Regions from separate parts of the Homo sapiens genome. Here all the other regions are linked to region 1. The links are chromatin contacts, found by Hi-C or POLR2A ChIA-PET in ENCODE. All regions are on one chromosome and are shown on one strand. The core of a region is the stretch at or near the end of the contact, and the rest is flanking DNA. Distances in the headings are between cores, read along the strand shown.

Evidence for each region. Hi-C counts contacts between places; a loop is a spot of excess contacts on that map. ChIA-PET counts read pairs that join two places held with the same protein, here RNA polymerase II (POLR2A). Pooled maps may share reads with other maps.
Region 2: a loop to region 1 is called in a map of B cell, with 12 times the contacts of the local background. The contact joins two enhancer-like sites. A Hi-C loop is called at or near these places in 30 of 168 maps with a recorded cell type or tissue (B cell, CD4-positive, alpha-beta T cell, CD4-positive, alpha-beta memory T cell and 24 more), 36 of 37 single-sample maps with no recorded cell type and 26 of 50 pooled maps. POLR2A ChIA-PET finds 5 or more read pairs at or near these places in 23 of 52 experiments (AG04449, AG04450, BJ and 18 more).
Region 3: a loop to region 1 is called in a map of psoas muscle, with 2.1 times the contacts of the local background. The contact joins two enhancer-like sites. A Hi-C loop is called at or near these places in 5 of 168 maps with a recorded cell type or tissue (B cell, CD8-positive, alpha-beta T cell, HepG2 and 2 more), 2 of 37 single-sample maps with no recorded cell type and 9 of 50 pooled maps. POLR2A ChIA-PET finds 5 or more read pairs at or near these places in 24 of 52 experiments (A673, B cell, BJ and 18 more).
Region 4: a pooled map shows a loop between it and region 1 (4-fold over the local background). The contact joins two enhancer-like sites. A Hi-C loop is called at or near these places in 5 of 50 pooled maps. POLR2A ChIA-PET finds 5 or more read pairs at or near these places in 2 of 52 experiments (T-cell and WTC11).

Annotation. Positions count from the first base shown.
Region 1 is chr14:101,946,823-101,949,522 of GRCh38, forward strand. No RefSeq gene overlaps it. Among named protein-coding and RNA genes, the nearest start is that of DYNC1H1, 16 kb to the right of the region's middle. RefSeq lists enhancers at 778-1,439, 1,144-1,263, 1,564-1,753. Within about 2 kb of position 1,334, at least 33 of the 41 ENCODE cell types and tissues checked have a DNase peak (open chromatin) inside an H3K27ac peak, as active enhancers do; they include B cell, CD4-positive, alpha-beta T cell, CD8-positive, alpha-beta T cell and 6 more, where a contact is called at or near this core.
Region 2 is chr14:101,705,451-101,708,248 of GRCh38, forward strand. The region is part of intron 1 of LINC02320 (long intergenic non-protein coding RNA 2320); the gene reads right to left. Among named protein-coding and RNA genes, the nearest start is that of LINC00239, 24 kb to the right of the region's middle. RefSeq lists silencers at 293-352, 433-552, 563-832 and an enhancer at 2,239-2,798. Within about 2 kb of position 1,406, at least 27 of the 41 ENCODE cell types and tissues checked have a DNase peak (open chromatin) inside an H3K27ac peak, as active enhancers do; they include B cell, CD4-positive, alpha-beta T cell, CD8-positive, alpha-beta T cell and 6 more, where a contact is called at or near this core.
Region 3 is chr14:101,790,673-101,793,372 of GRCh38, forward strand. All of the region lies in intron 3 of PPP2R5C (protein phosphatase 2 regulatory subunit B'gamma), which reads left to right. Among named protein-coding and RNA genes, the nearest start is that of PPP2R5C, 30 kb to the left of the region's middle. Within about 2 kb of position 1,355, at least 6 of the 41 ENCODE cell types and tissues checked have a DNase peak (open chromatin) inside an H3K27ac peak, as active enhancers do; they include CD8-positive, alpha-beta T cell and PC-9, where a contact is called at or near this core.
Region 4 is chr14:102,199,762-102,202,621 of GRCh38, forward strand. The region is part of intron 2 of WDR20 (WD repeat domain 20); the gene reads left to right. Among named protein-coding and RNA genes, the nearest start is that of WDR20, 61 kb to the left of the region's middle. Within about 2 kb of position 1,335, at least 4 of the 41 ENCODE cell types and tissues checked have a DNase peak (open chromatin) inside an H3K27ac peak, as active enhancers do.

The DNA.
Region 1 (2,700 bases), core at 84-2,583:
CTCCACGCCCTCGCTCAAACTCAATCGATGTTTGATAGAAAGATGAAGAGAGATTTGTTCGGTCAGAGAGAACAGCATGATGACAGAAGGAAGGCGTACAATCAAAAGCTGTGTGCAGGGCCAGGAGCGGTGGCTCACGTACTCCCAGCACTTTGGAAGGCCTAGGCGGGAGGATCACTTGAGCTCAGGAATTCAAGACCACCCTGGGCAACATGGCGAAACCCCGTCTCTACAAAAAATACAAAAACTAGGCCGGGCGCAGTGGCTCGCGCCTGTAATCCCAGCACTTTTAGGAGGCCGAGGCAGTCAGGAGTTCGAGACCAGCCTGGCCAACATGGTGAAACCCCGTTTCTACTAAAAATACAAAAATTAGCCGGGTGTGGTGGCGAGCGCCTATAATCCCAGCTACTCGGGAGGCTGAGGCAGGAAAATCGCTTGAACCTGGGAGGCGGAGGTTGCAGTAAGCCGAGATGGCGCCACTGCACTCCAGCCTGGGCGACAGAGCAAGACTCCGTCTCAAGAAAAAAAAAAAAAGAAAAAAACCACTAGCCGGGCGTGGTGACGCAGGCCTGTAGTCCCAGCTGTTCGGGAGGCTGAGGCAGGAGGGTCGCTTGAGCCCGTGAGCCGAGATCGCGCCACTGCACTCCAGCCTGGGCGACAGAGCGAGACCCTGTCTCAAAAATTAAATAAATAAATAAATAAATAAATAAAGGTGTGTGCAGGTAACAGCAAGTAGTCTTAAAAGAGTAGACCGAGGTGTGTGCAGAGGGCAACAGTTGGGATATTTGCCTCTGTCTAATTAGCACCTTTGGACATTTGCGTCAGGCTCTGTGCTGACAAAGAGCGCACTGACGACCACAGTAGGGCCCTGCCAGTCCTGTGATGGCACCCAGCATTTAAGTGTGACAGAAGCCACCCACAACAAGCTACATACTGCATATAATTTAAGGGGGTCACGGCCCCGGAAGCCCAGCCATGGACCACGGTTTAAGTACCCCTAGTCCAGCTGGAACAATAAACATGAAATGAGTGCCTGGCTTGGAATGCAAGCCAGGCCGTGACAGAAATGAGGAAGGAGCCGATGGTTTCAGAGGCTGTCGCGAGGAGAGGGCCTTAGAGGCAGGCGGGGGACGACAGCGGACCTAAACTTCTGGGCCCAGGAGAAGTTCGTTCTTTCCTCCAGGATACCTGGAGCCGAGTGCAGGATCTCAGCGAGAAATGCCCCAATCTCAAGGGCGGCACCGAGAGGTGACGCAAGCGGCGCGCGAGGTTGCGTCAATGCAGGACCGCCCCGCCTCCGGCCTGTGCATTGTGGGACCTAAGGGCACCTGTCAGACGCCCAATCTCGCGAGTGAGCGAGATTCACGCGGAACGCAGAGGTGAGAACGGGGAAGGCCCTCCTCAGCAGGAGTCCCGCCCCCTGAAGGGCATGGGCCAATCACAATGCCTCTCCTTCCTGGCCGCTGGGATTGGTCCGAGGGTGCACATGACCGGACTGCGGGACATGTGACCGTGCCGATCTAGGTCGTGTGACCCGTCTGGTGTAGTCCTGGAACAAGGGTTTTGCTGCGGAGGGAAACGGCCAGAGACCTCGATCTAAGACCGGGGTTTGGAGACTGGCGGGCCTCGGAACAGCAGAGCTAGCGGACTTCCGGTCTGGCCCTCTGCTCACGGCCGAGGGCAAGGCGGGTTAGGTCACTTGCTGAGGAAAGAGCTCAATATGTCACGTGTTCCTCTCCCAATGACGTGGACCTCAGTTCCCTCTCCAGTGAAGTGGGCACAGTGTTGCCCGAAAAAGGGTGCTCTGGGGCTTGCCTGAGACGGGACGCGTGGAAATGCCCTGCCGAATATGAATGGGGCGATGGCCTCGCGGGACGGAGCAGCCCAGGAAAGCTGACCGTGGGCTGGGTTGTGGAGCGGAGCCCCAGGGCCTCGGCTGACTTAGCGGCCAGTCGTACATAGTGGGTATGCGGCGGGCCCGACGCCAGTCGTTGTGGACCACTGACTTGTAATCTTTACGACCTCAGTGAGGGTCAGAAGTGTCCGCGAGCCCTGTAGGCGAGGAGAGGCCTGGCTGAGGGCGCACAGCCTGGAAGGGGAGAAACTAGAGCTGGACTCTGCTTGACCCACAGACCCTCCGCCAGGTTGCCTTTGCGAGGCAAGAAGCGAAGGTTGGCGAGCCAGCTGGGAGTACCCACCCCCTCCATGCCTGGTGGAGTCACCCAAGCCCCAGCGACACCCCGGCCTGCCCAAGGTACTGGTGACCCTGGAGGCCGGGGCCCTGGCTTCTCAGTCAGGGTCTCCTCCCCATGGCGGCAGAGCTGTCTGGCGTTTTGAGCCCTTTACACCAGGGGCAAGAGGGCTGCAGGCCAGAGCCAGCAAAAGAGAAGAAGCAGAGGGAATGAGAAACCTAGAAGGTGGAACGGGAAGGAGGGAGTGAAATGGGCAAAGGCCTCCAAAAAAAACAACTTCCGCCTCCTAAGTTTAGTGCATTTAACTCTATAAATATCTATTGAACACCTACTGGATGCCAGGCACTTTTCTAGGCACTGGGCAGCTAGCATTAAACAGAAGGCAGAAACCCCTGCCTTCAACAAAATCTATGCTGTGTTGAATAAGTGATACAGGGAAAAGCTAAAGATGGGGAGAGAGGTGGGAAGGGTATAGAGGATGGGAAGAAATTTACAAAAGAGGCAGGGA
Region 2 (2,798 bases), core at 156-2,655, 240 kb before region 1:
AGAAGTGAAGTGTCACAATGTCTGAATATTACTTTCCAGTGGGTTGTGGGGGGAAGGTACATATATAAAAAGAGTGACAGAGAACGAACGTGACAAAAGAAGGCAAAATGTTAACGTGAAGAATTATGAGAGATTATTTGGGCATCTCATTTTTCCGTGGATTTGGACATTTTTGTCCAGTCCCCAGAGGTGACAGTGTGGCCTCTATGGCTGCCCCGTGCTCTGTGACCGGCGCATATTCACCACGGGTGAGCCCCTCGAGCTGGGCCCTGGGGAGAGAGAGGGCGGTGCCCAAGCCAGGACCCTGCGGGCCGGGGCTGGAGGAGGCGCAGGTCCCGGCGTCCATGTGCAGCCCTGCGGCCGGGGCGCGAGATCTCCCCGCAGGCGGCCGCTCCCCGCCAGGGGCTTCCGGGAGCAGCCGAAGCCTGAACCTGGACGAGCCGCGACCGCAGCCGGCGGGGGGTGCCGTCCTCCTCGCCCTCCCTGGAGCCCGGCCCTGGGCCCACGCCGTGCCCCGAGCCTCCTCTGCGGCCCGCCCCCAGTTCCCCCGGTCCGCCGCGGCCGGGCATGGGGAGGTGAAGGCCTCCGTGGGGTGACAGGGGGCGCGGGGCCGCTTGTCCCCAGCGCAGGAGGAGCCGGGACCCGACGCGCACCCTCCGGCCTGCTGGAGGCTGAGCCGCCGCAGGGAAAGCACGTGGGTGAAGGGCCCAGCGCGGCGGTTCCTTGAAAAAGCGGGAGCCTGGTCTCAGCTGGGGCCTGGGGCCTGCCCCGCCCATGCAGGGGTCGCGGGAGCAGGGGCTCGGCCTCCTTCCCAGGCCGTGGCGGCGCCGCCCCGGAGGCAGGGACAGGGGCGAGCTCCCGCTGAGCCGCACTTCCTGGGCGAGGCCGCTGCAGGCAGCGCCGGAGGCACGTGCCCCGAGGGCCTCCTCTTCTGCCCCAGCTTGACAGGCAGCCCTGGGAGGAGTGAGAAGCTGCTGGCGCCGGATTCCTGCCCCTAACTCCCTTCAGGAGGAAATTCATGAGGCCCAGGCCAAGAGAGGAGGCTTCCCGGCAAAAAGGGAAGGGCTGGGCAGGGGCAGCAGGAACCACGGCCCGAGGGGTGAGAGCTTCTGGGCTCTGAGAGCCTGACCCTGACTTCCCTTGGCCCGTGGACATGACCTCTCCAGGTCAGATTCCTCCTCCGCAGAATGGAGGGGATGGTACTGGCAGGAGGTTGTACCGACCTCGCAAGGCCATCTCGAGGGCTCGAGGAAAGGCCTACCACGCATGGCCCGTGGACAGAGCTGGTAAATATTGGCTGTCACTAAGTTCAAGGCCGCAGGGAACATGGCAGAGTGACCCAGGTGTCAGCACAGGCCTTGTGCATGAGGAAGCGCTAGGGGAAGGGAAGGAGACCTCTACACCCACTGCCTGCACACCCTGGGACAGGACTCCAGAAGTCCCCGCCCAAATCCCCCTCCATCTCCCCCTCTAACCTAAGCCCCAGGTGCTGTGCCGTATCCCCAGCACCCAGCACAGTGCCTGGCACACAGCATGACTGCCCACAGGGGCAGGGGCTGCAGAGAACCCGCAGGGATACAGCCGACCTGCAGGCCCAGTAACAACTAGGTTTTTAAAATCCAGAATGAGGCTCTGCGGTTCACCTGGAGACATGAAGACTGGGTCTGGCGCCACACACACACAGCAGGGTCTGTGGTCTCCGTTTCCAAGGCCCCCGAATCCCTGGCAGTCCCCAGCCCAGCTGCAGCAGGGACCAGCTTCCTTAGCTGGACCATGATCCCCCTCGAGCATTAGAGACAGGAGCTAGTTCTGAAGAGCCCGGGACAGGTGTAGTGAAGATGCCTGTCCCGTGAAATCCTCCCCTTTAATGAGGAGGCTGCCTACCGCCGGGGCCAAGGAACTGAAATGGAGCAAGAAGGGGCCGCAGGCAATTCACCACCAGCAGGGCCTGTGAGTCCTTGAGCCCCGCATAAAAAAGTATCCAGCTTGGCGCAATCTAAGGTGTAATTGTACCATTTGGTCACCAGAGGGCGCTCAATAATCATCTTTGCTTTTAGTATCGCAAATTACGCAGCAGAAAACTTCCTGCCCATTCAGCACACGCAAGCCACTGTTGCATGTTTCTTGTGTCAGCTCAAGTAATTCTCACAACCAGCCATGAAGTATTTGTTGTTGCCCTTACACAGCCGAAGAATCTGAGGTTCAGAGTATTTGAGTAATTTGGCTGAGGTCACACAGCAGTGACTCTTAGAGGCAGGACCAAGCCCAGGTCTTGTCTCCAGAGGCTGCACTGTGCACCCCCATACTGCTTCCTGTTCGACCTGTATGATACTGCATGCATTTAAGTTCATGTTCTAGCAAAATATCTCCCTGTATAAGGTGCCAAACTTTTATTTGAAGTGCTAGGGGTGCACACAGTGCAGCACAGAGGAAAGTCCTTTGTTTCGTCCCAGGAGTTTGGGTCTGACCCTGTAGCAGGGTGTGCTTGTGCCGGCTCACAAGCAGACTATTACAGTGCAGGGTGTGTAGTAGGACCCTCTGGGCTCCCTCATCCCCACCAGTGCTCACATGCTCCTGATCACCAAGGACAGCCGTCCTGGACCTCCCCAAGTCGTCATGCAGGCCATCTGGGAAGGGAATATGCCCAGGAGCTCCGCCTCTGAGCTGTTGGAAATGCATGCCCCAGGGTGGGCTCAGAGAGCAGGCAAACACACAGGGTATTGTCCAGGTGACGGAGGGGGTCCTGGGCCCTATCTGGGGGCTGCTGTAGGGTTAGCAGCTGAGAAAGGGCCTCACAG
Region 3 (2,700 bases), core at 105-2,604, 160 kb before region 1:
GTGCTGCTGTGAACATTTGCATAGAAGTCTGTGCGAGCAGATATTTCATTTCTCTTGAGTAGATACCTAGGAGTGGAATTCCTGGCTTGTGTGGTAAATTTATGTTTAGCTTGTTAAGAAACTGTTGGCTGGGCACCGTGGCTCACGCCTGTAATCCCAGCACTTCGGGAGGCCGAGGCGGGCGGATCATGAGGTCAGGAGATCAAGGCCATCCTGGCTAACACGGTGAAACTCCATCTTTACTAAAAATACAAAAAATCAGCTGAGCATGGTGGCACTCGCTTGTAGCCCCAGCTACTCGGGAGGCTGAGGCAGGAGAATTGCTTGAACCTGGGAAGTGGAGGTTGCAGTGAGCCGAGATCACACCACTGCACTCCAGCCTGGGCAACAGAGCAAGACTCCGTCTCAAAAAAAGAAAAAAGAAAAGAAAAGAAAAAGAAACTGCCAAACTGTTTTCCAAAGTGGTTGTACTGTTTTACATTTCCACCAACAATGTATGAGGGCTCTGATGTGGCCACATTCTTGCCAATATCTATTATTGTCTTTTCGATTATAGCTTAATTCTTGTGGGTGTGTAATGGTGTCTCACTGTGGTTTCCATTGGCCTTTCCCCAATGACTGGAAATTTTAAGCATCTTTTCATATGCCTGTTAGCCATTTGTCTCTCTTCTTTGATGAGATGTCTTTTTTTAAGTTGGTTGTCTTCTTCTTGTTGAATTGTAACAGTATGTTTTCCCAGATATGAGTCCTTTATTTTAACAGAAAATAAAATACAGTAAAAATAAATTATTACAGAAGTGAAGTACAAAATACACTGTGTATAAAATAGTGTTTTTATTATTATAGTCAGTAGACATAAGATTACCCTGTTAAGTTGATACGAAAGTTTTGAAACGCTTATTCTCAATTTTTGTTATTCGTTGTAAATCTTCAGATTTGTCTATATGTGTCAAACCCTTCTTTTGAGCTTTTAATTTCAGGGTTTTTTTTTTCATTTATGAAAGTTCTGTTTGGTTCTTTTTTCAGTCTGCAGTGCCATTTTAAAATATTTTCCTATTCTCTTGAACATACCATCAAAACTTGTATGGTATACAAGTTTAGTATAGTATACTAAATAAGTATAGTAAACGCAGCTGTTTTATAGCCTGCGTCAGGTCACACTAGTATCTGAGGTGTTTGACACATTTTGTTCATGATGTCTTATTTCCTTGTGTACCTGATTTTTTTTATTGTATATTGGTCATTGTATTCAGATATGTGAAATAAATTGAAACCTAGAATCAAAGTGTCTTCTTCAATAGGGATTTGTTTTTGCTCTGCCAGACACCTGGAGGCACTGCCAATCTGGGAGTGCCTTAAACCACAACACTGGTTTGTTAAATCAACCGACCCAGTTGTTCTGCAATATATCCCACTTACCCCACTGCGGTTCCTGTAAATGGAAACCTTTTTTGGCTGAAATACATCAGAGGCAACGCTTTATAACTTAGGAGATAGTGACATTATTGTGAGAGATGCATAGCCTCTGGTTGCCTATCATCAGAAGTGATGCTAAATTTTCAGTTTTACTAGTGAATTCAGTTGATGACAGATTGATATCTCTATTGAACAATTACATATTTCCCTTTACAATTCAAAAAGTACTAGTAATAGTCTGCAGTGTATATTTTGGCATCCTACCAATGTGTATTCCCTGTCAACCATGTGCTAATGTCTTGAACAACAGTTGATAATCCTTGCCTGAGTCAGTAGTTTCAGTTTCACTAGCGAATTCAACATTTACTCTAACGTTCTTCTGAAAGCAGTGATTTTTCTTACCAACCAGAGATACTTGGTTATCTTGAAATGGAGCTCCTACTGAAAAAGAAGGATAAGCTTAATTCTTTGTCTTTTATTACCAGTTCCCTCTAATGGTGACAGCTGAAGCTTTTTTCTAGCTTTCTCTTTGTTTTAATATCATTGTGGACTAATATATTGTTGATTTCAGTGTGTTTTCATGTACCAAAAGCATTAGTCTTTCTGGTGTTCAGATGGCATAATTGCAATCATTAAGTGCCCTTTAGGGTAGCTCGTGTGTTTTTTTGTTTGTTTTTGTTTTTTTACATAGCCTCATTTATTTTTGATTCCTTGATTTCTGACACAGTGAGACATCCCTTGGGCTCATTTAATACCTTCTCTTCCCCAGACTTCAAATCAGCCATTTTTCTTTTCTTTTTTTTTTTTTTGAGACAGTCTCATGGTCTCATCCATGCTGGAGTGCAGTGGTGCAATCTTGGCTCCCTGCAGCCTCCGCCTCCCACATTCAAATGATTCTCCTGCCTCAGCCTCCCAAGTAGCTAGGATTACAGGCGTGTGCCACCATGCCCAGCTAATTTTTATATTTTTTGTAAATATGGGGTTTCACTATGTTGGCCAGGCTGGTCTCAAACTCCTGACCTCAAGTGATCCACCCACCTCGGCCTCCCAAAGTGCTGAGATTACAGGCATGAGCCACCACACCTGGCCAAATCAGCTATTTTTCAAAGAGCCCTGGTTCCTTTCAGTAGTAAATATATTAGCAACCAAAATCTGGGTCAGAGGGATGTTTATTGCTACTGGTCTGACATTACTTTTAAATGCTTTCAATGGAGGGAGCGAGGATATAAATTTTCTGAATCGTACATTCATATTGATATTTTAAATTTAATTTTAACATTATAG
Region 4 (2,860 bases), core at 85-2,584, 250 kb after region 1:
ACATAGATGAAAAATTCCCATCTGGGAACAAGTATATTTTAAAAGATGATTTTCCCCCTGTCAATTAAAAATTGTGTGCATTTAAAATGCTTGTTGATAGAAAAATTGGAAAATAGAGAGGTACAAAGAAGGTAGGAAAGCATCACCTCTAAACCGTGACGCTCACTGTTGACTTTCACAGTCTGTGATTGTTTTCAATGAGGGGACACCATAGGGCTCACACCTTCCATTGGGGGTGAAGGCAAACTTCACCAAACTTCATCTCCAAGTCTGGCCCTGATCAGGTCAGCCCAGTGAGCATGGGCAGGCCCTGCCCTCTTCCCGCTCCCTGGGACTGTCCTCAGTCACACTGGAGGTCCTTGCTGGTGCATCTGTTCAAGACCCAAAGAAAGTCGAATGCCCAGTCCTTTCTAGCCCCTCTCAGGAAATCATCCCCAGCTCCCTGGAGTCTCTGCTTTCCCCAATCTTCCAGAGTAGATTTTGGGTTTCTGTTTGTAGCGTTCTGTACATATGATGCCCTTGAAAATGTCTAATGGGCCATTATTGAAAGTATCTTGGCGCACGGTTCATCTGACAAGCTCCCAGATCGTGGAGCGTGTCCTCATCATCAGAGCTGCCCACAGAGGAGAGTCACCCGGTCACATTCAGCTCACTGTGGTGAAGCACCCCACAGGGGCGAGGAGTTTACTTTTTAAATTTTTTTTTTTGTGTGTGTGTGTGTGTGTGTGTGTGTGTGTGTGTGTGTGTTTCACTCTGCCCTGTTCTGAAGTTTGCTTTTTATAACTAATGGTTATATATTTGGGGAGGAAGAGTTACAAAGGGACAGTTCCTATATGGTAATGAATGCAACCTTGTTGTCTGTGTAAAAATCCTGATTTTGGAGTATATTCACAGAATAGTAACTTTGAAGGATTTTCAAGTATGTGTTAATTGTTGGCTGAAATATAAAATGTTAAAGAACTTGGCATTTGGCTTCTTTCGTTACTGACACGATACCCTCTGCTGTTGCCCTTCTCCTCTCGCAGGCTGTGAGGCTGAGGCAGACACACTGGGTAGGTCCCACGTCTCCTTGTGGCATTTAGATCCAGTCTTACTGAAGGGCATGCTGAAGAGGAGATGGCCCTGACTCCTGGGGTATGGAGGGACACTGCTGCCAGCCCAGGCTGCGTGGCACATCCTGCCAGCTGCAGGTGCCTCCCAGGCATGGGGTAAAGCTTAGCAGTGTTCTGTCTATTCTGATACAAAGGAATGGTCTGCACATTTTGTTAGTTTTGTTTCTGTTGATTTTCTAATCGAAGGAAGGAAATGAGCCCGTAATGATCTACTCCTTAAAGCTTGAACACAGATAAAACGACATCCGATCCCATCTTAATGTGGCTTTGAAATACCCTTTCCTAATACTTCCTGAGCCCTCTTCAGATGCCTTTACATCATCAGAGCCTTTAGTTGCCATTTTTGCTTGTGGTTGCATTATGGCTTTTCAAGCAGCTGCTGTGGTTTTTGAATTGTTTCAGTATTTTTGTTATAAATTAATATCTGCATTTTGAAATGCAGATCCACTCACCCCCAAACTAATTTTTGATTTTTGCTTATCATATTGATAGTAATGAAAAAAAAGAAAAAGAAAATGAAGTGCCTTAGAAAGCGTCAGTGTGAATTGCTTTCACAAAATGACACTTTGATGTGGTTATAGACTTATTTTTATTCTTGTTTCATTTTAACTAGTGTATTTTGAAAATCTTGTCTGTTGATGGCATTTGGGATGGTAGTGTTTTCGCTGTTCGTGGGATTTTTCTTTGTATTCATATCTTAAGTGGCACGGTCTGTTTGGCCTGCAGAGCTGGAACTATGGGGAGGGCCGCGCTGAGCGTTGAGTGGAGACATGGAGCCTGCATCCCCACAGAGCACTGGCCCAGAGCAGGTGTCTTGACGTACATAGAAATGTGTCTGTATTTCGTTTTGCTTTTAAGGTTTATTTGCGTTTTGGGTTTTTTGTGTTTTTATGAACGTGTTTGTTAAGAATGGGCCTTGGAGCATTTTGGAGTTGGACACTGATGGAGAGCCCTGTGGCCAGGCCAGCTGCTCTGCCAGCACCTCTGTTACTTCCCCTGCCTTCCCTCCGCCTCCTCGCTGAGCACCTGCCCTGCCCATCTCTCAGTGTACCCCTGCCCTGGAGGGGCTGCGACTGGGACTGGGGCTCTCCTCCACTGCTTCCCACCAGAGCCTTCCTGCCTCTGCCTGTCTCTGTTCCCCAGCACCTCCCTTCTGGCCCAGGGAGCAGGTCTCTTCCCTGTCCCTCTCTCCTGGAGCTCACCTTCCTCCACCAGGCACCTGCCCTGCACCCTCCTCCCCTACGGTGTCCCTTTGCTCTCAGCACCTTCTCTGCCCCCACCCTGCTTCCCTGTGCTCTCTCCTAAGGACCACCCCCTCCCTGTGCACTCCATCCCTCTAGGGCTCAGCTTCCTCAAGTCTCAGAGGCCTGTCCTCTGAGGCTCTGGCCTCCTGTGGCAGCTCCTTCCTCTTCTGCCTGCTCTCCTCATGGCACTTCTGGGTTGTTTGCTTGGATATTCCTTCTGCTTTCCTTGTTTTTGTCCTGTGCCCTGTATGGAGGTTTTTTTTTTTTTTTTTTTTTTTTTGAGACGGAGTCTCGCTCTGTCGCCCAGGCTGGAGTGCAGTGGTGCGATCTCGGCTCACTGCAAACCTCTGCCTCCCGAGTTCACACCATTCTCCTGCCTCACCACCTGAGTAGCTGGGACTACAGGCACCCGCCACCATGCCCAGCTAATTTTTTTGTATTTTTAGTAGAGACAGGGTTTCACCATATTGGCCAGGATGGTCTCGATCTCCTGACCTCGTGATC